Linked DNA regions of Homo sapiens: region 2 is linked to region 1. Evidence: chromatin contacts called from ENCODE Hi-C or POLR2A ChIA-PET data. All regions are on one chromosome and are shown on one strand. Each heading gives the region's core, a stretch centred on a gene start or an enhancer-like site at or near the end of the contact. The rest is flanking DNA. Distances are from core to core; before and after follow the strand shown. Region 1 overlaps UBE2G2 (ubiquitin conjugating enzyme E2 G2). Region 2 overlaps PTTG1IP (PTTG1 interacting protein).

The links. A loop is a pair of places that touch in the nucleus more often than their neighbours do. ChIA-PET counts read pairs that join two places held with the same protein, here RNA polymerase II (POLR2A). Pooled maps may share reads with other maps.
Region 2: POLR2A ChIA-PET joins it to region 1 with 11 read pairs in activated CD4-positive, alpha-beta T cell. The contact joins two enhancer-like sites. A Hi-C loop is called at or near these places in 1 of 168 maps with a recorded cell type or tissue (HCT116) and 1 of 50 pooled maps. POLR2A ChIA-PET finds 5 or more read pairs at or near these places in 2 of 52 experiments (WTC11 and activated CD4-positive, alpha-beta T cell).

The regions. Positions count from the first base shown.
Region 1 is chr21:44,775,544-44,779,804 of GRCh38, forward strand. It overlaps UBE2G2 (ubiquitin conjugating enzyme E2 G2), which reads right to left. Exons shown (of 6, transcript NM_003343.6): 4 at 1,756-1,874. Among named protein-coding and RNA genes, the nearest start is that of UBE2G2, 24 kb to the right of the region's middle. Within about 2 kb of position 2,873, at least 3 of the 41 ENCODE cell types and tissues checked have a DNase peak (open chromatin) inside an H3K27ac peak, as active enhancers do.
Region 2 is chr21:44,852,232-44,856,475 of GRCh38, forward strand. It overlaps PTTG1IP (PTTG1 interacting protein), which reads right to left. Exons shown (of 6, transcript NM_004339.4): 4 at 3,962-4,133; 5 at 2,979-3,025. Among named protein-coding and RNA genes, the nearest start is that of PTTG1IP, 19 kb to the right of the region's middle. Within about 2 kb of position 2,845, at least 5 of the 41 ENCODE cell types and tissues checked have a DNase peak (open chromatin) inside an H3K27ac peak, as active enhancers do.

The DNA of each region.
Region 1 (4,261 bases), core at 1,623-4,122:
AAGGCAAAAATTTATATTATCTGAGCATTAAAAATAATTACCAGAACATTAAAAATAATAATCAGACCACCTGTAGTACATAGTCACATAAGGTAATCAGTTTATTGGTCATATTTGTCACTAATGCCATGTCACAGGTATTGTTCTGAATAATATATTTCTCCTCAATACAATCTTAGTATTTTAATTACCTACAATCCTCTTCATAGTTGCATTTTATAGCTAACCAATTTGAAACTACTTCAATTACTCTTACCTATCAATTGTATTTTTTAACTTTTTATTATGGAGAATTCCAAAAACACACTCAAGTAGACAGCGTGTGATGAACCTCCATGTTATCATCTAACTCAGGCGCATGGCCAGTCTCCCTGAAAGAAGGCACGCTTCTGAGCATCCCCTGTGCACACAAGACTGAAGCAGCTTTGAGATAAGAAAAGAAGTACCAAATGGTCTCTCTCAGGCAGCCGCCCACTACCTATGTGTACCAATATCTGCAGTAAATGAGAAGTCCTAAACGAGGGTTAGGACAGCAAGTCTATTGGCAGACGGCATTTCCACCAGTGAAGTGGCCGGGGGTGGGGGGGTAGTCCTGAAAACCCCTATGGCAAAGATGTAAAAGGAAGAATGTAAAAGGAAAAAATAAAAACTACAGCTGTTCAGAAATTCCAATTCCTACTACTGGACACATTTTCAAATAAGCTACAGTACAATTCACTTAAATGACCTTATTTTTTTCCTCCTTTTAAAATTAATATATATTAATTTTAGGGCAAAAAAAGATTTACAAAAAGGAAAAAAAATTTCAATCTGAAAAAAGAATCACTTTTAACATTTTTGTGCTTACTTTTCCAGTTATATATACATTTACATGTGAATTTCTTTTTCAAGAGGAAATTATAACAGTGCTACTGCTTTTCCCAGTCAATATAACACAAATACTACTTTGTATCATTGATTCTTCTTTTAGATCATTTAAAAAATCTACATCACATTCTAACATATATGATATAGTTTGGGTGTGTCCCCACCCAAATCTCATCTTGAATTGTAGCTCCCATAATTCCCACATGTCATGGGAGGGACCCAGTGGGAAGTACTGAATCATGGAGGCACATCTTTCCCGTGCTGTTCTCGTGATAGTGTACAAGTCTCACGAGATCTGATGGTTCCGTAAAGGGCAGTTCCCCTGCACACACTCTCTTGCCTGCCGCCACTAAGATGTGCCTTTGCTTCTCCTTTGCCTTCTGCCATGATTGTGAGGTCTCCCCAGCCATGTGGAACTGTGAGTCCATTAAATCTCTTTCCTTTATAAATTACCCAGACTTGAATATGTCTTTATTAGCAGCGTGACAACAGACTAATACAATATATAACTTAATTTATTCTTGTGTTAAAAACCCAGGTTAAGTCAAAATTTTCACCATTACAAATAACACTATGACAAAGATTAGCATAACCCCTTCTGAGCACACACCCATGTGTAAAACTTCCTCCCCAGTGAAGTAGGGTGGCTGGGTCAAATGGCATCCGGTTTTAGGTGCCTGTTGTCTTTTATCTATATTAAACTGACCTTCAAAATTGAAATCATGTGCTTAATACCACCATGCTTACTTGGCTGAATTTCAAAACATAAGAAGTGTTTTCTAAAGATCTACATCATAGACATATAGAATATACCACATTTCAGGTGGCTGATAATATTATCTCCGTACCTATCCTGGTACCACAAAAACTACTTCCAAAAGCACTTACTGTTGGGATGAAACATCTCACAGGTAAATCTCATCTTTGGGGGACTTAACGGGTAATCAAGTGGGAAACTCAGGATGGCAGGAAAAACACCAAACTCAAAGCAGGTGTCTTCTGGGCCCCTAGAAGATATAAAATACGTAGACTGAACTTCAAAGTACATTTTTCAACGTCGACCACAATTGACAAATGGGTTAAGAACATTTTTACCACTTTAAAAATGCACGTGAGGCCGGGTGCGGTGGCTCACGCCTGTAATCCCAGCACTTTGGAAGGCCGAGACAGGCAGATCATCTGAGGTCAGGAGTTCAAGACCAGCCTGGGCAACATGGTGAAACCCTGTCTCTACTAAAAATACAAAAATTGGCTGGGTGTGGTGGCGCATGACTGTAATCCCAGCTACTTGGGAGGCTGAGGCAGGAGAATCGTCTGAGCCTGGGAGGTGGAGGTTGCAGTGAGCCAAGATCTCGCCACCGCACTCAAGCCTGGGCGACAGAGCGTGACTCCGTCTCAAAAAATAAACAAAAATAAAAATAAATAATAAAAATGCACACAAAAAGATTATCTAAGTAACAATGAATTGGTACTTTCTTTTCAGTGGAAAGCAATGTCCCATTCTCCAGTTTCAATCTGGTCTAAATCTTAGGTACAAGTACAAAGACTGAATTCCAGGCAGTTTTCACATTTATGAAGGTTAAGAGTCAAGCAGCAGAACCTCTTGATAAGAAGGAGATCAGAGAAAAGAACTAATGTCAATGCTCTAAGATCTGGGAGTTTTTTCTGCAGATGTGGTACAATCACATTTTAGGATAAGGGTATGAATTACGGCACAGGGTATAGCAAGATTACATTGTATTTCAACAGATGTGGGGCTAAGAGTTGTATTTCAAAGGTGATTTTTAATTTTTAAACGTGCCCAAGAAGGCATCTTTGCAACCTTCAAGAAGCAGATGAAGAGCACATGTGATCACTGCTGCATGCTCGGTGAAAGGCTAGGCACACAGGCACCACCACTCCAGGCTGCACCTGCAGGCCCATGTGCTGTGCCTCATCCCACTGATGCAACATTGGAGCAACTCCCCGTCATGGGCACAGACACAGGCACTGAGTCTCCCTGGACCTATACTTTCCTCACGTGTAAATGGAAGAAATAGATGAAACCATTTCAGAAATCCTGCTTAAGGTTTAAAACCCAACAAGTATAAATTAACACTATCTTGACCAACAGTTCAAGGCATGATGGCCACAGGAGAGGAAGAGTGTCAGCCACTATGCCTGTACCTTCACACCAGGGACGAACTCCTCTTCTCCTACAAATCACATTAATAAAACACACATTGGAGGAGTTCTAAAAGATCTTGCACCATCTTTCTTTGATAAGGAAGCAGGACTGCTGAATGACAGCGGCAGACAACGAAACAGTGGAAGTTGCACTGGGTGTGACTCATCAGATCAATAAATAGGTCAGTAAACCCGTTCTCCGTCTACGAACTGAAAGAACAAGTCCCTTCCTAAACAGCTCTGCTCCTCTAACAACAAAGGCTAAGGCAGAAAGAACAGTCGTGCAGGGGCCGAGGCCTGGATGAGCAGAGGACAGTCCACACCAGACCTACTGCCTTCAGAAAGAATCCAGGATATGGCACAGGAAAAAAATAATTTAAAAAAATATACGTTTTAAATCTTCAGTTAAAAAATAGATTTCTTAAAAGTAAAAATTTGTTTTAAAAATCTTAAAATTATCTTGGTTCAGTGAAATTAATAACAACAGACTTGGAAATATTTATCTCTATAATTAAAGGAAAAAGACAAAAATCAAAAAGAAACTGAACGAAGAGCTTTAGCTTTCACCTGGAGGCGGCACTCAGGGCTGTCGGCAGCAACAGCAGATGCCAGCACGGCTCATGGCCCTAGCAGGGCTGATCTGCGGGCAACAGTCAGAAGAGAACAAAGCAGTGATTGCTTCATGGAGACAAGATTTTTCAATCTAAAAGACAAATTTTGATTCTGAAAACTGTCTTTGCTACCTTTTCAGAAGAAGATAGCGAATATGGCCACTTTGTTTTGGGGAGCTGGGGTGGGGGGGGGGTACTGTGTGACAGTCCCCAGAGCCTCAGCATGACCAGCACAGGGAACGCCACCGAGGGAGGCACGAGCATGAGCTCTTGCTACTGGTACAACAGCCGCGCTGGAGAGGACAGTGCCCGGATGAGTACCCCCCCCGGCCCACACTGGCACCCAGCGCCCGGCAGCCTGGGGACGCCTCAAGCCTGGGTTACTCTGCTCCCCCTGCAATGGCCTGAACAAACACATTCCTGAAGCCCCGCCTTCTCAACACAGGGTGGGCACACACCATGTATCAGAGTGAGGCGTGGCCACCCCGAGCCTCCTGTCCAGTACAAGAGCTCAGAGCAAACGATAACCACCACCCATTCATTCTCCACACGCCCTCTGATGAAAGGGCACCAAGGATTGTGGTTTTCATTTTACTGTCAAGCAAGGCTGGAAAATC
Region 2 (4,244 bases), core at 1,595-4,094, 77 kb after region 1:
GAGTGCAATGGCGCAGTCTCGGCTCACTGCAATCTCCGCCTCCTGGGTTCAAGGAATTCTCCTGCCTCAGCCTCCGGGTAGCTAGGACTGCAGGCACCCACCACCATACTTGGCTAATTTTTGTATTTTTAGTAGAGACGGGGTTTCACCATGTTGGTCAGGCTGGTCTCGAACTCCCAACCTCAGGTGATCCACCACCTTGGTCTCCCAAAGTGTTGGGATTACAGGCGTGAGCCACCGTGCCTGGCCTCTCTCTCCCTTTAACAATCTGTATTGTACACTAAAATTATCTGCAGCGATTACAACAAAGCTACTCACTGCATGTATTCTGGGGGCTGGGTGGAAGAGGCGGCGGGGAAGCAGAGGGATGGTAAGGAAGGGCCTAGCCATGTTTCTTTCTTGCCTGTCAAGGAGGGCCACAGGCATCAGGCTTTGGGAGTGAGGCTCAAAGTCGGTTTTGGGAAAGAGTCATCAGATACTAGCAAGGAGGCTGGTTAAGTTCTTATTGAAAAACTCGCTCCTGAGTCTACTTCCAGTTTAGAGGGAAAACCAAAACCAAAAGAAGGGTTTTTGCGTGCGTGCTGGTATTTTATATAACTGCACCAGGTGGACTCACATGCTTTCTCGCACTCTCCCATCAGGAATTCCTAGGAATTCTTCTAACTAGCCGAGGCTTTCCAAAGCACAGGCCATTCAATGGCTTTATTACAAACTGGCACAAAAAGCTCATTTCATCAATGCAATTAAAGGGCCAAATTAACCACCAAAATGGCAAGTGCAAGTCAATCAGGGCCCTGACACAGAAGACACCACTCCAAGAGCCTGGCCGGCCACCCACAGCCTCACACCCGCTGGGAGTCAGGGCACAGTAAAGGTCGAGCAACTTAAACACAGCTTGTGCTTGGTGATAACAGGTGCTGGGCAGTGTGTGCGTGTGTGCGCGTGTGCGTGTGTGTGTATCCACCTTGTCTTTTATTTACATTAACATTAGTCTGGCTGGGTGTGGTGGCTCATGCCTATAATCCCAGCACTCTGGGAGGCCGAGGCGGGCGGATCACGAGGTCAGGAGATTGAGACCATCCTGGCTAACACAGTGAAACCCCATCTCTACTAAAAAATACAAAAAATTAGCTGGGCGTAGTGGTGGGCACCTGTAGTCCCAGCTACTCAGGAGGCTGAGGCAGAAGAATGGTGTGAACCTGGGAGGCAGAGCTTGCAGTGAGCTGACATCGCGCCACTGCACTCCAGCCTGGGCGACAAGGTGAGACTCCGTCTCAAAAAAAAAAAAAAAAAAAAATTAGGTGCCAAAAAGCTCTTGACTCTTCCATTTCAAGGAAAGCACAATGCCTCCAGCCAAGGCCTGCAGAGATGCTGCTGGGCCCACGCTCCACGTACACAGGCATGCACTCGCTGAGGAGGGCAACCCTGGTGCTGCTCCTTATGACAGTCACACGCAGGTACCCGGTCACCACCCACTCCAGACACACACCGGGAAACAACAGGCGACAGAGAGGGTGGGGCAAGGACAAGGCAGCAGTGAAGAGAACCCAGAGAGTCAGCGCCCAAGCACACGGCACTCAGGAGACTGATGGGCGGGAACACATAGGAAAAAGCCTCTATCAGCCACTGGGCATCTCGAGGCCAGCAGCCAAGGCAGCCTCACGCCCCCAAGCCGACACTTCGAGACCGGCAGGACTCACGTGGCCTCAGGTCACAGCACAGTCACATGGAGGTGACTTTCCAAGGAGGCCAGAACTGACAGGGAGGGGACGTCCCGGCCAGTGGGCAGAGCCACCCAGCGTTTACAGTCCAGGGCACCAGCAGCATGGGGCCTCTGCAGCCCCCATGAGAGGGAACCCAACGCCAATCACCTGCACCTGACGGAGGCGCCGCTCACAGTGGCTGCTGGGCTTTGCCGTCCACCCCCCACCCGATGACCGAGAACCGCAGCGACGTCCTCATGCCCCCAGTGGGTGGGACCCTAAAATACCACAAATATATGATATTCCCTAAAACAAACAGAAGACTCAAAACACGTGCATTAGTCAGAAAAGGCTCTGAAATTTTCCAATTAGGTTTAGCCTTTAATATACTGCTTCAAGGAAAGCACCGTGGGCGCAGGACGACAGATTCCTGAGGCCCACGGCTGCCATGAACCCAGGACCACGCACCTCGCACAGGCGAGGAGTCAGTTCCCACCATGTCCATGACGCCACACAACCACAAACCCAGCGCGGGAGACGCCCATGACACCACACAACCACAAACCCAGCGCGGGAGACACTAGACTCTTTGCGGACTTTAAAATCATACAGAATCAACGAAGCACGGCTGGGTGGTGGTGTTCAGTGTTAAGCAGTGAACATCACGTGGTTTGGGGGAGTATAGATAACGTAATGTGTATTTCCAATTCACTCCAACTAAATAAAAGGTTTACACTTGGCAAATACATTCATTCTGGCTCCTTCAAAGCTCCTCTCCAAAATCTCTCCAGACACAACCAAACAAGAACAGAACGCCGAGGCTGGGCGAGAAGGAGCAGGGCCGGTGCTGGGGAGTGCTTGGAAGGAGCGCCTGCCACACTCAGAAGATGGCAACGAGCAACGCTCCCGAGGATGAGAGGGCCGCCCTGAAACTCACAGCACCTCGGCTACGCAGGCGTGCCCACAGGAAGCCAAACACGACGGCAGAACAGCTGCAGACTTCCAGCCCAGAAGTCTTGGGACTCGATAAGCAAACAGCTATCTGAGAAAACAGACTTCATGAAGACGACTGGCTGAGATAAAGATATTCTTAGGAGTGAGTTCACCACAGAACCGCTGGGGACAACCGCCAGCTGCTCCTCTCTGGAGAGACGTCCTTCTGTTCCGATGGGTGAACCCACAGCCCCATCTCAGGCCACACTGGCACTAACGAGGACCGAGACAGCGTGCCATCGCCTCCCAACCAGACAAAAAGGAGGCGTGACCAGTCCTTACCATATTTTTTTCTGATTTCATCATGTCTTGTCTTCATCTCTGCTCTCCTAAAACACAGAGGAACATTATGAGCACCAAACGACAGCGCACGGTGGTGTAACTGCTAGACACGCCCTTCCGTGTCCCTCAGTGGGGGCGCCAGGTTTCTTCTGGTGGCTTCCCTCCAGTTCCCAGAGTGAAACCAGGGTGAGGACAAGCTTGGTCATCAGGCCACATACCCACCAGGACAGGCAAGGTGACAACGAACCCAGTCTTCAAAGGCCGTTCCAATGTATTACTCTACTCTTTTCAATAAAAGCAATTCAAATGCCCAATACCGTGATTTTTAAAAAGCTTTTTTCATACAAAGAAAACACAGTAAAAATCATACACCAGGTTCTGAAGATGGTGAGGAAAATGCGATTGTCAGCTTTTACTTAGTAGCATGTGACTTCAAGGTGACTACATGGAAAATCTGTCCCGCTTCCACCCTCGCCCGCCGCCAACCTGACAGTTGGCCCCTCAGGTCCTCTCCTTTGCCAGGTGTGGATTACACCACCTCCTCCTGGGGTTGCCCCAGAGCCCCAGCAAGCACTCAGGAGAGTGCTGTGTCACCAGGGAAAGGGCGACAGGAGAGCTGACCCAGCCACAGTCAGACGCTGTCCCCTCTGAGCCTCAGCTTGCTCTTGGCAAATGCTGGGCCTGGACGAGCCGCCTTAGCAGCCGTCACACACCCGTGTCACCGCGCACAGACTCAGCCTTACTGCACCGATGGGAGGACACCGGGCGAGGAAGCCTATAGAAGCAAGGTTCGCAGCCACTGCTAGGTTCCCATCACAGTCTCTCGCTCTCTACCACGACCTAGAAGATCCCCTGGGCACTATACACATTCTTAATTTCTAAAAACTGAGGAAAACTCAGGATGTATCCATGTGATTTCCATGGCCTTGCAGATCTGAATCCCCTCGAAGTAACCTTCCCAGCGGGCATCACCACCACCTCACCGTTCCTCCTGCCGTATCCGCCTCTCCTCCCGCTCACGCATGGCCTTCTCCTCACTCCTGTCCGGCTTCCGGCTCCTCTTCCTCCTGCAGCAGCAGCAGCAGCAGATGGCAATGCCCAGGAGGAGGGTTCCCCCGACTACCGACATGGTGATGATCAGCGCCTCAAAGTTCACTGGAGATTCAAGCACCTGGAGTTAGGGCCGCCCCAGACACAGAACCCACCCAGCACAGCAGCCTTCCCTCGCCCCTGGGGAACAACCTCAGGACACAGGAGCATAAGGAG